2 separate regions of the Homo sapiens genome follow, and region 1 is linked to region 2. Evidence: chromatin loops called from intact Hi-C (ENCODE). Cell type or tissue: heart left ventricle. All regions are shown on one strand.

Region 1 (8,000 bases), 76 kb before region 2:
CATTCCTCTGTGGCTTTCCTAGTTTCACAGTGAATATTAATTTTTAGAGCATTCCTATGAAGTAGAAAAGTGGCAAAGCAAGTTGGCTCCATTTCCGTGTGTGGGGCGGGGGTGGTAAGATACTAGTGCAGAGAGATGAACTGACTCGTCAGAGGCAAGGCTAGTTGGAGGAAATCCAGAGGGCAGTTTGGGCTTCTTGGTTTCTTCTGGTTTTATCATCTAAACCCATCCTAATGAGGTTACTGTCTTTAACTCAGCCTGTCCAGATCTCATCTAAAAAGAGGAAGCAAAGACCTGGGTAATTTTCCAGATAATTTCTTTAAAAGAGAAAAAAGCAACCTCTCTTTCCTCCAAATTGTTTATAATTGATGCAATACAGGAAGTCTCACTGCTTGTTAATGAGCTCCCAAACTCAAATTTTGCTATTTAATTTCTTTTTGAAATCTGCGTTTGCCCGAAATATCTCAGTAATTCAAGTGGAAAGGGAAGTTTTGCCTAAATTATGAAAATGACCTCAATTTCCTTCTTTGCGTAGCTAAGGGAGAAGTGGGCAGAACATGGTATCTGAGCTGTAGGAATCAAACCCTTCCCCATGGCCTGGGGTACATGGATCCCCTCTTGGTGTTGGGGAAACCCCACACTCAAGTTCAACATTGTCATCCTGTTTTCCGTCGTCAATCTGTAAGTCTTCATCCTTTACTCATTTGTATCTCCCAGGACTGCAACAGACACCACCTGCTTTGTTTCATTTATGCATTAGTAAAAACGTAGGACTTATACTAATGATTGGAAGAAATGACTCATTTCAAGTTCTTGCTACAGGGTCAGTCTTGGACACAGTTTATTTTGTATGTATATAAAATGGGTAAATTGAGCTAGCAGTGATGAAGCAAGGAAATGACTGCCCTGCCTGCTTTTTTGCCAAAGCACACGTCCCAGTTCTTTGTCTGACTCTAGTCCCTGTCATCTGCCAGTCTGCTTTTGTCTTTCCCTCATTCGGCCACTCTTCCCTTACTCCTTTCTTCTTGTATCTCTCGGGATAGAGCCACATGCCTCTGGACGGCTTCCATTCAGTGAGAACCTTGGATAACAAGGTGGTCCACAGGCAGCAGTTCAGCTGAAAAGCAGCAGCCCTATCCTGAAGCTATTTTGGAGGCAGACTATGAGTCGATAGCAGGACACCAACAGTTTGCCTCTTCACTGGGGCTCACAGATAAAAGCCTCAGATCTTGATGATGAACAGCGGCAGCTCCTTTGGGCGGGCATGTGGGCTGTCCTGCTGCTCCCGGCAGTCAGAAGAGCCAAGAACAAAAGATGTCCGCCAGGCCGCCCTGGTACCCAGCCGGAGCACACTGGGTGTCTTGCACACTCACATCCACACACTGCCCGACTCCCTGAGGCATGGAGATTGCTCTCTTCTGGATTCACACATCTCCCAAAAGGAAGAGCCCCTTTCTGAGATAAAATCACTGCATTTTTACACCCTGAACAATTAGACAAGATTTCCCAAAATGTAAGAGCAGTTAGTAGTTAGTAGACTCCATCCAAGGCGGTGAAGGCAGGAGGAGAGAAAAGGAGGGAGGAGGGAGAGGGTGGGGGAAGGAGAGCAGCAGCTTTGGAGTCTTTGTTTCTCTCCCATCTGGCTGAAAGCCAGAGGCGAAGATCGAAGAGACCTATCCTTTGTCCACTGATCTGACAGTCATCCCATGTTACCACTCGGCAAAATCAAAGTGAAATGCGTTCACACATTCACGTCCATCGCTCAAAAGGTTGCTATGAAATCTGTCTTCCTGTGCCTAATGGCAGCAGGATTTCTATGCAACAGTCCTGTTTTCAAGGTCATAATAAAATGAAGAGAGCTCCACTTTTTCCACTATAGTCCATCATTCTTAGCATGCTCCTGTCCTCCCAAGGACCCAAGCATGTGCTCTGTGACTTTAAGGGAAGAGAGAGTTCTTCCCAGCCTCTCTCTATCACGTCAGGTTAGGCTGTAGCATGTAAAGTTCCAGGCCATAAATAATTCAAAAGGCATGAAGAAGATTTTCTTCATTCTCCATCTATCTCTGCACACAACATCCCTCCCTCCCTTTCTGGCTTATAACAAATGCTAATTTAATCAACTGGCAGTAGATTGTACTGGTTGCTGACTCATGCCAGACACAGCCCCTATGGACTAACAGAGCTATGCCATCTCATTTGGAAATGAACAATGAAGAAGTGTGGTCCTGAGCTGACCACCTTCCTGCATTTGTCCTTTGTTTCCTCATTTTTCTACCCTCCTCCCCTAAAAAAAGGTTATTTACAAATGTATCCCCTGACATACACGCAAGCAATTTACATGGCAGCCACACCGCCTGCAAGGGGCTGAGCTACATGCAAGCTATGTGGCCTCTCAACTGCCTGTAAGGACACATGGGACTTCCCTAGTGGTCCTGAAAGCCGTTCTCTAGAAAGACCCTGTGCATGTGGCAGGGGGAAGGGGAGAGCAGGCAGTGCCGAGGGTGGGAAGGGCGGGAGGCAGAGCCTTGTTATCCAAGCTGTGAAAGCGCGTGTGTCAGTGAGAAAGCATGTGTGTTCTGAAACCGACAGCACCGGATGGAAGCTGATTAAAAAGTGTAGGGGAGCAGCTCCCCCAGGAGAAGTCTTTTTCACCTTACCAAGCTGGGCGGGAGTGGGGACTCTCAGACCCCTGGGAACAGTGGAGAAAGGAGAGTGGGAGAAGGAACTTTCCCAAAGACAAGACAGTGGGTGCAGCAGGTAGAAGGGCAGTGGGTGGAGAGGATAGAACATAAAGAAACGCCTCCAAAAGAAAGGACCAAGAGATACGGAGATATTTCTGGGAAGCCTAGGGAGCCCCATGGCCTATTTCCTTTTCCTTCTGCTCTTTCACTGTAGCTATAAATATTTATCTTATGAAGAAGCATCCTCCCTCCCCACCCCAGAGGGATTTATTTAAAGCCCACACCATCACGATCATGCAAATATTTGCTGAGTGCTATTGTATAGGGTCCTCTGTGAGGACACAGAAGATCGTTTACCTTCTCACCTTCCAATGCCTTGTAAAACACTTATGGTGTGCCAAGCACCATGCTGCCCCTTATTTTGTTAGCTTTCTCCTTTTAGCCACCCCCTCAGGTACACAGAGCTGGTAGCATGAGGCCCATTCTACAGAGAGCTGGAGCTCCGGGAAAGGGCTAGCGGATGGCACAGTCATGGCTGACACTATTTCCACCAGACACCCTGCTCCCTGGGGGTTTACACACAGGAGGTCTAGCTGCTTAGACATTAGGTTATCACCTATTAAGCAAATGGAGAAGCAAAACTTCAGAATTTCTGGAAGGGTCTGACCCATCTGGTCACCAGACCCTGCCCACAGTGCTGACTATCCCTGCTATTCTTCTGGTCTTGAATTGTCAATGAACGCTTTTATGTGCAATTGTACACCTCCCCAGCCCACCACCACCACATCGGATTGCAACTCCTCCTGGCCAGGAGCTGAGTCTGGGGAGCTTTTGTGTTTCCTGACAAGGCTAAGAGGAAAGGCTTGCAGAGAACAAATTCAAATTTTCTGGTTGATTGCAAGCACACTTTCAGTCTCTTAAAACGAGAAACCCTACCCCAGCCACCTTTATTTCCAAATCCTCACGTTGAGGCTGGTGTCTGCCGTGGTGGTTCTCCCAGGATGGTAGCTGTGTCTGCATTCCTTTGGGTTGTTTTTTGGGCGTATGTGCATATGTGTGTGCACACATGTGTGTGTCTCAGACTGTATTGTTACATGCCCTTCTTCGAGGGTTTTTCTCTACGAGGCTCCCTGCTGACAAGCAGGACATGCACAATGGCAAAAGTGCTTTTTCTCTTAGACCAATGAGAATTCATAATCCACTTCCTACAGAAGCCCAGAAAGGGAACCAAACAAGCAGCCCTCTTCTCCCCCAGCATCCTGAGTCATGTCACAAATATTCTACACTCTTTTCTTCTAATTTATGTTGCTACAACTTCAAGGTCATTGGGAAGCTAGGAAAGAATTGGCCCTGCCTGGGGGAGGCTTTTGCACCCAGCACACAGCATTCTAACTGCCCCTGCTTCACTGCCAAGAAGGGAAGGTGTGGTTCACTTTGTCCTTATTTGACCAGAGGCTAGGCATGGAATGCTGCCTCAGTGCCTGGACTGTAAACTCCTGAGGCGGTCATAAATAGGCACTCGGCCTGGTATGGCTTCTTGGCTAAACATTTGCACAGTAACACAAATGAGGCAGCAGACATGAGTCAGGAGGGAGAAATCAGCTCAAGAAGGGGTGGGGGCTGGAGCTTAGGCTTCTCAAGCCTTTGAGATGATGCTTTAGCCAGAGATACTCAGCTGAGCCTCCAGGGACAGACTGCGGGCCCTCCCCCATGCACTGCACCACCTGCCAGATACATTTGCAAAGCAGCTTGTAAGACCAGCTAAGTAAAGAGCTACTTGTCCATACTCCATGCATGAGGCCAACAAGGACCTTGTGTGTTTCTGAAAGGGGCAATAAAAAGACATTAATTATTTTATCCAGATTGAACATTCACAGTTTCATCCAAGGTTATATACAAGCTGAGAACTTAAAGCTCAGGGATGATACTGACCCTGCAAGGTTAAGTCTGGTAGAAATATGAAAAGATAATAGTTATATCATTCCAGTGATCATTGTTAAGTGCTCAGTGATCAGTGGATCACCAGATTTATCCTTGCTTCCCAGAGACAGGGTGCCAGTGGCTGGTGGCCAGAAGTTTTTAAGCCCACACAGCATGTTTCCTATTCTCTGCTGGGGACAATGAAAGGGAGAGCCTCTCCCAGCTGCTACATGCCACCCTCTAAAGATCAGAAATAAAGTATGTGCTGAAGAAATGAATGGATTATTTCCTTTATTCATTCACAATAAAACACAGTGCTGCCCCGATATTGTGTTTCTCCATAGTAAGTCTGCCTCCCTCTGCTCCTGTTTAACAATTACGGTTTGCTAGGACTGCAAAGACCACAGATTGGGTGGCTTAAACAACAGAAATTTATTATCTCACAGTTCTGGAGGCTAGAAGCCCAAGATGAAGATGTCAGCAGGGGTGGTTGCTTCTAAGGGTGTCTCTCTTTGGCTTGCAGATGATCACCTTCCTGTGACATCTTCACAGGTCTTCCATCTTCACAGGTCTTCCCTCTGTGTCTGTCTACATCCTAACTTCTTCTTACAAGGACACCAGATATCATGGACACCATGGATTAGGGCCCACCCATATGAGATCATTTCATTTTCCCTCTTTAAAGACCCTATTTCTAAATGCAACCACATCTCGAGGTGCAGGGAGTTAGGACTTTAACACATAACACAATTCATTCCAATAACAACAATTATAATTTTTTGGTGTCACAGGGCCAAATAGCTTAGTCCCCTCCTCTCTGTGTCTGCATAAACATTTTGGCAAACGCAAATACTGCCCCTGACACAGACAGACACAGGATCTGCCCTTACCATGTCTGCCCACACCCTCTCTCCAAAAAAGGCTCTATCAAATAATTCCATGGCGTTTCAGGTTGTAACAACAGAAAAAAAGGTCTTTTTCTTTACGTATGAATTTTCTAGTCAGTCTTTCTACTGCTGAAGGAAAGGGGCAGTGACAATGCCTTGCCCTTTGTTCATTTATTCCTACCACCTGATTCACTTGTTTTGGTATGAAGGCAGCTTCTGTCTGGCTGTCTCATTATCAACATCACATGTGAGCAGTTTATTTTGGTAATAGAATGAGGTTTCATTTATTTTGAACATAAACTGAGATTCAGCATTTCACCAGCCCAAGTTGTAGGAAAAACTCCAAGTGGCAGGGTTATACCTGGTTCTCTTCATCCTGCGTCTTTCCTCCACCAGGTAACCCCAGATCCCATGAGGTGGCAGTGTCACCATTGCCCCAGCCCAGAGTCATTTCAAGGAGGAGCAGGTCACTTCCTGATTCCCAAAGCATCTGCCTGTACCATTGAAAACTTATTCCTGCTCAGGTAAGTCCTAACTATCCGTCCAGCCCCACACAGCCCTTTTCAAGAGCAGGAATGCTGAGCTCATGGGATGAATTTTGGTCCCATAACTACAGAATAGTTAAATGGGTAAGCATCAAGAAAGAACACACCTGTGATATTTTTGATGCTTTAAAAACTCTCATTTAAAATGTCCTGTCCCTCAACCCATGTTGAGTGTGTGTGTTTTGTTTTTTGAAATACTCCTCTGAGCTCAGCACACTAGAGACATGACAAATTTGGTGTTTTGAACCATATGCCCGTTTGAATTGTAGAGATGCACATTGGTTAGGTTTTTAGAGCACCTTCTGGTAAATTAAGTCAGAGGTAGATATCAATGCTGGTATATACTCAAGCAGACAAGGAAAATTAATTGCAAGAATGGGGCGGGAAAATATCTTCCATTTATCTTCTTCCTATTTCAAAATTCAAACCTACATTTCTAGAGATTTAAAGATATGACGATAAGGAAGTTTTAATTGGCCAAGATTTGAAGCTAAAGAGGCTAACCTCAAGGAATTAGTATTATTTGTTTATCTACTACTTATGGGGTATAGAGCTGTATACTGAGTCATAGTTAGACATGTAAATCTCTATCGTCCAGGATCACATCATCAGAGTAAAGAGACCAAAGATGCTTGAAACTGTAACAATGGAAAGCAGGAAAACCTGATCAGTTCCAACTGGGCAGGATGGACATTCCGTTTGGGGTTCAGAGTGGGAATGATCACTGCAGTGAAGGGGTCTCAGAGGAGGTGACATTTGAATTTGGATTAGGGGCTTGGAGTGGGAGAATGATATGCCAAAACTGTTGTCAGGGGTGAGTTCCCTAGCACAGGGCACAGGATGTGCGGGGGCAGGTGGGGAGCAAGCTTGGGAGGCAAGCTTATAGACCCTTGCCACGGCCCAGGCACAAGGCAATTCACACGGGAGCTGAGGTATGGCAGTGGTGAGTAGAGGCAGAGATGGGTGGGTAGAGGAAGAGACAGCATCTGTGAAGAAGAATAAGCAGAGCTTTGAGTCTACCGACTGTGAGGAACAGAGGACAGGGACCAGGGTCCTGACCACCGACCAGCTTTCAAAGGAAGACGGCTGCCCACGGGGAAGGTCTGGCTCCTAGACCTTCTTCCTAGCTGGGCAGCTGTCTCAGCTCCCTCTACTTCTCACATGCTCTTAAAATAGCAGAACTGTCCAGCATGCTGGGCTTTCCAGTGGAGTCCAGGCCACCCCAAGAATATAGCCCTGCCCTCTGAACAGGTAGGAAGAATGTTCAGGGCACAGGTATGAATTATCCAGGGGCAGTTGTCAAACAAAAAGTCCCAGAGCTCCCTCTGGCTTCAACCCCAAAGCAAGATCTCCATTCCAACTGTACTCAATCAAGTGGACATAGTCCAGCTATGACTGGGATCATTTGGACTTCATATCACATATCTTTGTCCCCTTTTGGATATTGTCGTGATTTTTTTTGTCGGCCCCTGTTACGCATCTATTGTCTTCATTCCCCTTTTCCAATATCCCTTATTTCTATTTGAATTTCTCATATGATCCTGGGACTTACGTGGTCTAGGTGAGGTTAATCAGGCATTCCATCCACCTGTTCTTGTTGACATATTTAAGCTTCTGGTTCAAATGTCACCTGAAGCCAGATACCTCTAAACTTTTCATTTATATGAAATAACTTCCCTTTATTGTTTGAGCTAGTTTGAGCTCGGTACCCTCTGCTTGCACGTAAAAAGTCCCTGACGTGGCCCAGTGTGGTGGCTCATGCTTGTAATTTAAGCACTTTGGGAGGCTGAGGTGGGTGGATCACCTGAGGTCAGGAGTTCAAGAACAGCCTGGCCAACAAGGTGAAACCCCATTTCTACTAAAAATACAAAATTAGCTGAGCATGGTGGTGCACACCTGTAATCCCAGCTACTTGGGAGGCTGAGGCAGGAGAATCACTTGAACCCTGGAGGCAGAGGTTACGTTGA
Region 2 (8,000 bases):
TCCAAATGCTAGTTAGGATCACCGGAAAGCAAAGCAGATGCCTAATGTAATCATGATTTTAATTCTTAACATTTCCTACAGCAGCATTTATAACCTTTAAGAAAACAGGACCTCTAGTCTGTAAAAAGCCCCAAGTGGATGTCTCTTTCTTCTTTGCTTTATTCTTTAGCCATGGCAAGGAAGGGGCAGAAGGTTGTAATTCTGGCAAACTCCCACACATGCAACATGGACTCATATCTCTCACAAAGGACACACATGCACACTGATGCAATCACGTCTAGAAATGAATCAGTGCCCTTGAGACAGGAGCTCGTGACTAATGCTCTCTGAGTAGCGCAGGGGCAGCTTGGCAAACCAACTATATCGGGGCCAGCACAGAACAAAGCACAGGTGAGCAATGAGCTATAGCACAGGGAGAGGGAGGGGCTGATCCATGTGGTTCCAGGGCTTGAAACACATCATCTGAAGGTAATTCCCATGTAATTATAGAGCGCCAAAAAGGGAAACTGAGCTTTGGCCTGGGTCATGCGTGCAAACGCACTGTAGGATCTATGGTGACTTCCTTTACTTTTCTTGGACTCAGTTTCCTTATCTCGAAAAATGAGGAATTGTAGCACAACAGAAAGACTCCTTTCTCCTTCCACACCCTATGAAATACTCAAAGGCATTGCTTCCTGTTCCCTCAACAGAAAAAAAAGAATGTCATAAAAAGAAGTGGCGGGAACTGTTCTCCTAAAAAATATTTTAGATACTCAAAAATGACTGACAAGTTCTCCAGGTTGTTTCAGCACTATTTGTTCTGTTTGAAACACTAAACAAGCAGGAATGGTAGAGAAAAAAAAAGTGTTTCTCTCTTTATCCTAAAGTATAGTCATGCACTGCATAATGCTGTTTAGGTCAATGATAGACCACATGTGATTATAACACCATGTTTTACTGTACCTTCTCTGTGTTTAGATACACAAATACTTACTATTGTGTTACAATTGCCTACAATGTTCAGTACAGTAACATACTGCACAGGTTTGTAACCAGCCCAGGAGCAATTGGCTAGATGACACAGCCTAGGTGTGTTGAAGGCTGTATCACGTAGGTTTGTGTAAATGCATTCTAATGTTCGCACAACGATGAAATCGCCTAATGATGCATTTCTCAGAACGTATTCTCATCATTAGGTGATGTATGACTATAATGTCCATGGAAGACATTTTACCAACACATGTACACTTCTGTGGGTATTTCTCTGACAATGTCTAGTCTCCTAGAAGTGCCTAACGTGGAGTGTGGAGTATCTTTCACCACAGTGCATAATTCTGCCTAGTCACCACTTTCTCTAAGACATTTATCCTCTAAAGCATCTTTTTCCTGGAATCACATCCCAGGGAGTAATTTATTAAAGAAATAACCAAAATCCATAAATTTGTCAGCCTTGTTTCTCTCCTGAAGGAGAGGTAAAAAAGAAAGATAACCTTCCGCAGCTTGGGTCAGCCGGACTTAAATTGAAGGGGTCGTTAAAGCAAATATATGAATGTTTGGGGAAAGGGAGGCAAGGAAGGACCCTTGAGAGAGACGAGTGACTGCTCAGTCTCAAGCAGTGTCTATTACACACAAATATCCCAAGATTTCCCCTTTGCCTTTGACAAACTGGGAGGAGGGAACAGGTTGTCCCAAAAATTGATGTGACTGGAAACCAAATTTTTTCTACTGTGGAGGGTGTCTGCAGTCTTAATTACTCCCTTCAAATGGAAGAACAAAGCTCCCATGGAGGAACTGGAGAGAGCTGAGCTGAACTGAGCTGTAGGTTGATCATATTTCAAGGTTTGCTTGTAATCAATACTACTTTGGTCACCCCCAGACCATTACTGCAGAAGCCTCCTTACCAGTATCAGGATCCTACTTTGCTCTGCAGCCACTTCCTGGAGTTCTTCGAAAACTCTAAAAGAAAACAAAACCCAAACACATCACATCAGAAAGATGAGGCATTGAGAAACTTTATAAGCTTAAGAGGAAGTAGATGCTTGTGTAGGGGAGTTTTTAGATTAGGGAGAAAGAGACAGACATACGAAGAGAGAAAGTCAGTTCTATTTCCAGAGAAAATAAGAAGTTGTTTTGTTGAAGATTAAACCTATTATCAGGGCCGAACCAGATCCACCAATAAAGTAGTACTCTTTATTGCTCCTCAAGTGTTTGGCATAGGTATTTTCCACTTGCAGCTAGCATCTTAACTGTATATCTAAAACTGACATTTGCAAAACCAAACAGGTGAGGGGCCATATTGGCTCTGGAAAAGAATTCACATCCCTAATACACAGAAAATATGATTTATAAAAATCCACTTTTTTTTCATAGAACCATTCAGGAGCACAGCATTGATAGAAAGTGAATATTCCTAGACTCTAACATAAAAAAAAAATCTAGTCAAAATGTATCATACAGTGTTGTTGAAAGAAATTGCACATACATGTAGAAAACAACTTTACATTGAAAAAAATCTTTACTGTTCATGGATTAGGTTTTACCTAAAGCCCTATTACTTGCAGTTGTGCTCATCCCACAGATGTTTACTCATAATCTATCTTGCTCTTTATAAATCAAGTCAACAACTATTACATGTCTTTTATGGACTCCAAATTTCAAGAACTCTGTGAGAGGCATACAAACAACATATATATAACGCACAGCTATCCATGACATGGATTTCAACTGTATCCCCCAATAACCCAGGTTCTTCAGGTCATAAATGGATGGGCTTTATCTTCTAACAATCCACACGATCTGTAGCAGATTTTCCAGATGGTAAGCAATGGAATGACCAACTGTCCAGGTTTTCCCAAGACTGAGGGAGTTCCTTGGTTGTGAACGTTTCAGTACTAAAACCAAGATCTCAGGCAAACCTGGATAAGTTGGTCATCCTAGAGAGTTGAGGGAGAAATGACATCATTCAATTATATCAGTGTAGTAATCACATACTTGTCCTCTGCTTCTTCCTTGTCTTTCTTTCCTTCCCTTCCTATCCCATCTTACTCTCTTAGGATAGCTCTATGGCACAGTGACTAAGAACCAGATTGTGGTTTCCAAATAGATACGGGTCTAAATTCCAGCTTTGCCATGACTTTTTAAAAATCTTGTACAATTGACTTAACTTCTCCAGTCCTGCTTCCTTACTAGTGACACATGAGAAAATGCATATGAAGTACATACCATCATGCCTGACACATACATCATGCTTTATACATGTTAGTCACTATTGTCTCTGGATCATGCCCTTATGGATACTTCCAGCTTCCAGGGTTCTGGTTCTAATGAGACCAATATCAGGGCATGCTATGGATCAACAGGAATTAAACCTTCCCACCGCAGTGCATTTGCAGAGCCCTATGCAAATCAATCCTTTGACGTTTCATTAATGAGAACGCAAAAAGTAGGTACAACTGAAAGCAAGAAGTAGGTATAACTGCAGCAACATCCTGATTACCCAGAATTTTTCCAACTTTTCTCATCCAATCTCTTCAAGCAACCCCCTTGCATTATTGTTCCCATATGCTCGACACCCAAGCACATAGAGACATACGCATCACATAAACACACAGAGGGACACACATACACACAGAGGTTTTTATATGGCTGAGCTGGGAGAAGCCAAGTAAAACACTTTTTCTTTTGTTTCTAGACTATTTAGCAAATACGAGGAAAATGACGTGGCACTGAAGAGGGGACTTAGAGAGACAGGGCCAGTGGGTGGAGGAGGAGAGGACGTGCCGGGAAAAGAATGCAGAAAGGAGATTTTTTTTGGCCACAGAGTTTTTGCTAAAAGCAGCTAGGAAGCCCCACGGCTCCAGTGTGCGTGAACTCCTGGTAATTTCCTTGGGGAATCCCGCCTCAGAGAACCTCTACCCCGAGAATTAGGAGGAAGCTGAGCTAGGTGAGTTTCCAAACGGAGGGGGTGGGTGAGTGACTAAAGGCCTGAAGACCGGCCCAGACGAGTTTCCCAGTGGGCGTCCCCTGGCTGCTCTGACAGCCACAATAGGAACTCAGTCCAGAAGAGGGGAATGCCGAGGCCAGGGACGATTCCTAGTGTTTTCCTTTGTCTCTCAGCTTCCTGTGTTTGAAATGAAGGCATCCGAGGCTCTCTGTGGCCACTCTTGTCTGGGATTCTTTCCTCAAGAGGTGTTCTTGAATTTGTGAGAACTGCCAGGAAATGGCGTGAGTCATGTCTTCTTAGCAGACAATATTCAGCTTTAGAAATTCCCAGAGATATGACTTGTTTATAGGAAAGGAAACAGGGCTATTCTGAGCTGCCAGGGGAAGAGGAAAGCGCTGCTCATTTTTTAAAATATCGTGTTGAAAGGTCATACACGCGGCCAGAGTGCCAGCAAGAGCCCGGTATAGACACTGATGTTAGCAGTTCATTTGCCTACATTTCAGGCGATATTTTTGAGCGTGGCATTTTAAAATGCGAGTTCCATGGCATTGAAATTCCACTCCCAGTCTTAAGCCCAAAGGCATGAGCAGGGTCCAAGGCGGAGTCTTGGTTGGAGGGGTGCGGCTGGGGTGTTGTTAGGCCTGGCTGAGGGGAGGGGAGGAGCATATACAAAGACACCACCTTTCTCTACTTTCTAATTTCACATTTCTTGAGCAGCCAGCTGATTTTTGTTCCCATATTCCATGCTCCTTCCTCTACTGTCTTTTCTTCATAGTGTTAACAACTGCCATGTCCATTGTCCTTACCTTAAAGGATTGTTCAAAGCGGCCAACTTTGGAAAATGTGTCCAAGGAGAGAAACTCGGGGGGATTCCTACTCCTGCAACCCTTGCTTCTGGCATTGGACCACCTTCTTGTGCAAAAAGTTTGGTCCTGAAATGTTTGAACTCGTAAAGGCACCGTTTACACATCTGTCACTGTTAGCAGAGCCAGTCAGCTGACCACAGAGATTGATTTCCAAGGAGAAAATAATCCACTGAGTATTCACTGATACAACAATAATTAGCCAATGTGATAATTTCATAGATACCACATCTGATAAAATCAACACCTTTTCCTAATTACAGAGTAAACATTTCAATAGGAATAGAAGGATGCTCCTTCAATGTGATAAAGATGCTCTTGGCTTAAAGTAAATAAAGATTATAATTAATTGGCAAACATTGAAAATCAGAAACAAACACAAAGAATGTCCTTTAGTATGATTATCACTGTTTCTGGTTTTTGTTTGTTTGTTTTTTGGGGTTTTTTTGAGACAGAGTCTCGCTGTGTCGCCCTGGCTGGAGTGCAGTGGCACAATCTCGGCTCACTGCAACCTCTGTCTTCCAGGCTCAAGCGATTCTCGTGCCTCAGCCTCCCGAGTAGCTGGGACTATCAGCTAGCATCATTATCACTTTAGATTCTCTGGTTAATGCAGTAGGTTATAAACACAAAAGGAATAAATTTTTGTGAACTAAGGTACTAAAGTACATGAAAATCACACAAGTATAAATCTGAAAAAGTCAAAAGAATTAACTAAAAGCTTTCTTTATTTTAAAAAAGAGTCATAAAGTGGCTTGGAATAAGATAAATACCTAAAAAGCAACAGTATTTCTATATACTGGCAGTAAACAGATAGATAATATAAAGCAAAAGAAAAGCTATTCAAATAGCGACAAATATAAAATATTTATAAACTCAATAAGAAATGTATTAAAAGTTTTAAAACCTTGATTGGGGGATATATTTTTAATAATTAAGAGGAAGAGTTATATTTTTATTAGATGGAAAAATTCAACATAAAGATGCCAAGGCTCCTCAAACTTACTGAAATAATTCTGTCTAAAGATCCAACGGGACGTTTCTTGAAGGTCATTAGAATGAACACTGACGAATTGCTAAGCTTAGTGCTTATCTTATTAAAAACATTCAAAACTATAAACAGGAAAACTAGCAAAATGCAAATGTTCTTAGGGATCAGCCTCGTCAGATATCAGAACCTATTGTAAAAACTGAAACTGTGTTTGATGTAAATATAAAAATATAAAGAAAAAGAAAATAATGAAATCCCCTGAAACAGACCCTGTTATATACATATGTGTCACATTTTATAGATGGCCTCATAGTTCACAAAGTTTTCCACTTGCATTATCTTTTATGCTTCAGAATCATGCTAGGAATCAAGTCGTATTATTACCCTCAGTCTTAGTTCTGAAGAAACTGACACTCAGAAGTGGCTTGACCAACATAATAAAACTAAGATAAACCCAGACTTGAACCTAGATTTTCTGACTTCTCTTACCAGGCATCTTTTCACTACATCAATCTCACAATACATTGGAGAATATACTTTTTTTAACCATACTGAAATTAGGGGAAAAAATGTTTCGACCTGCCCTTACACCATGTACTCCTGCTAACAATAAACAAACAAAATCCTGTAGTTGTTTGATGAAACATAGAGATATGACACTGAACTAGGGTCTGTGTCTGTGGTTGTCCCTCACTGAGTCCACTCACAAAGTACGAAGCTACAATGCTTCCTATTCACCTCCTCCCACCCCCACCCCCACCCTATCACCCCCATCCACCCCAGATGAATTACTTATTGTCACTAAGACGTAGCAGTGCCCAAAGTGAAATTGAAACTCTCCAGCAAATTACTGTTAAAAGAAAGTATAGTCAGTCTGTTTCTGGGGAGGGGTTGGATAATTAGAGAGCAACTAATTAGGAGCATACAGTTAAGAGTAAGGACAAACAGAAAGAAGAAAAGGAGTAAGCAACTCATACATAGTGCAGACCCACTATGTGGGAAAACCACTCATCTCTGACATTGTAGCAAAAAAGCAGCTGTCAACAATAAACATAAATGCTAGCCTTAGCTGAATGGGCACAGCTGTGTTCCAATAAAACTTTATTTCCATAACAGGCAGCAGGCAGACTATACATTGATGACTCCTGTACTAAGCAATTTAAGATAGTTTTTCCATTCAATTATCCTAAAAAAAAAACCCCTTTAGATAAGAAATCAGAGGTTACTCAACATGACCACCTGACATTAAGATGGATACAAGTATTTGCCTCAGTAAGTGGCAGAGCTGAAATCTGAACTCAGGTCTTGTGACTCCCAAGCTGGGAAGCTGGAAAGTGTGTAGTCTTCTGATAGGGCAGCCTCCTGTGACTCAGAGGTTTAACTGGATTTTATGGGTGTGAAGTCTCAGCAGGTAGAAGAGGCCTGAACAGGCTGCATCTAATGAACTAGACATGTGTTGCACTGAACCAGGCTGGGAGTACGTGGGTGATCTCTGTTGCAATCATTTAACAAAGTAGGGAGGTATAGACATGCCCATTCACCTCAGACACACCCCTCGCCTCCGAGACATCAAATCCGCTCCTCCTAACACACAGCAGGGTGCAGTTGTGGTCAGAAGTGAGTGGGAGAAGGAGGGTAGGCAGATGGGTGGCTGTTTATGGAAACCAGGAAATCCCAAAAAATAAAGTCATCTAGAGCAATTCAGGCAACTTCTTTGAGTCCAAGCTTTCCTTTCTGTGGAATAGAAATGTCTGTCCTCTTTCTTTTCTTTTTTTTTAGCAAGATGTCAGAATAATACAATAGGAAAAAAAAAAAAAACTCTGTGTAAAGTTCATTGGGCACCTCAGGGATACATGTCATTTGATGACATAGTCTCATTGTCACCTGACGCCCCATGACTTCAGCTGGCTCCAGAGTCTGCATGTAGCTTTCTGTGGGGAACTCTGCCATCTTTACATTTAACACATCTCTGCTGACAGACCAGCACTATTGAGCTGGTGCTTTGACAACCACGTCGACAAGAGACCAGGAGAGATGCCATGTAAAGGTGAAAGGACAGTGACTAAGGGGAGCAAATGAGCTTTTAAACGAGCCTGACACCATCCAGCTAGTTTTCATACTCCCTCCTGTGAAAAATCTTGACATATTGGTACATTGCTATGAGTTATTTATTTATATCGGTGTATAGTGGCCTAATATTATTTGCTCTTGCAGAGTGTTATCTAGG

The links. Hi-C counts contacts between places; a loop is a spot of excess contacts. Peaks named below come from ENCODE experiments on the same cell type or tissue, not always from the same donor. Only the 100,000 strongest peaks of a DNase experiment are listed, where the experiment ranks them.
Region 1: it touches region 2 in a loop (11-fold over the local background); 18 of 110 quality-filtered maps call a loop at or near these places.

Annotation. Positions count from the first base shown.
Region 1 is chr2:207,254,556-207,262,555 of GRCh38, forward strand. It overlaps LINC01802 (long intergenic non-protein coding RNA 1802), which reads left to right and starts at 5,890. Exons shown (of 3, transcript NR_146973.1): 1 at 5,890-6,012. In heart left ventricle, no CTCF peak of the experiment used is centred here; DNase peaks (open chromatin) are centred at 1,318, 4,139 and 4,234; H3K27ac peaks cover 2,068 bases.
Region 2 is chr2:207,330,761-207,338,760 of GRCh38, forward strand. LOC105373851 (a long non-coding RNA gene) reads left to right here and starts at 3,600. Exons shown (of 4, transcript XR_923809.3): 1 at 3,600-3,922. RefSeq lists enhancers at 146-325, 3,503-3,552, 3,813-4,222. In heart left ventricle, a CTCF peak has its summit at 4,015; a DNase peak (open chromatin) is centred at 3,981; H3K4me3 peaks cover 1,196 bases; H3K27ac peaks cover 3,465 bases.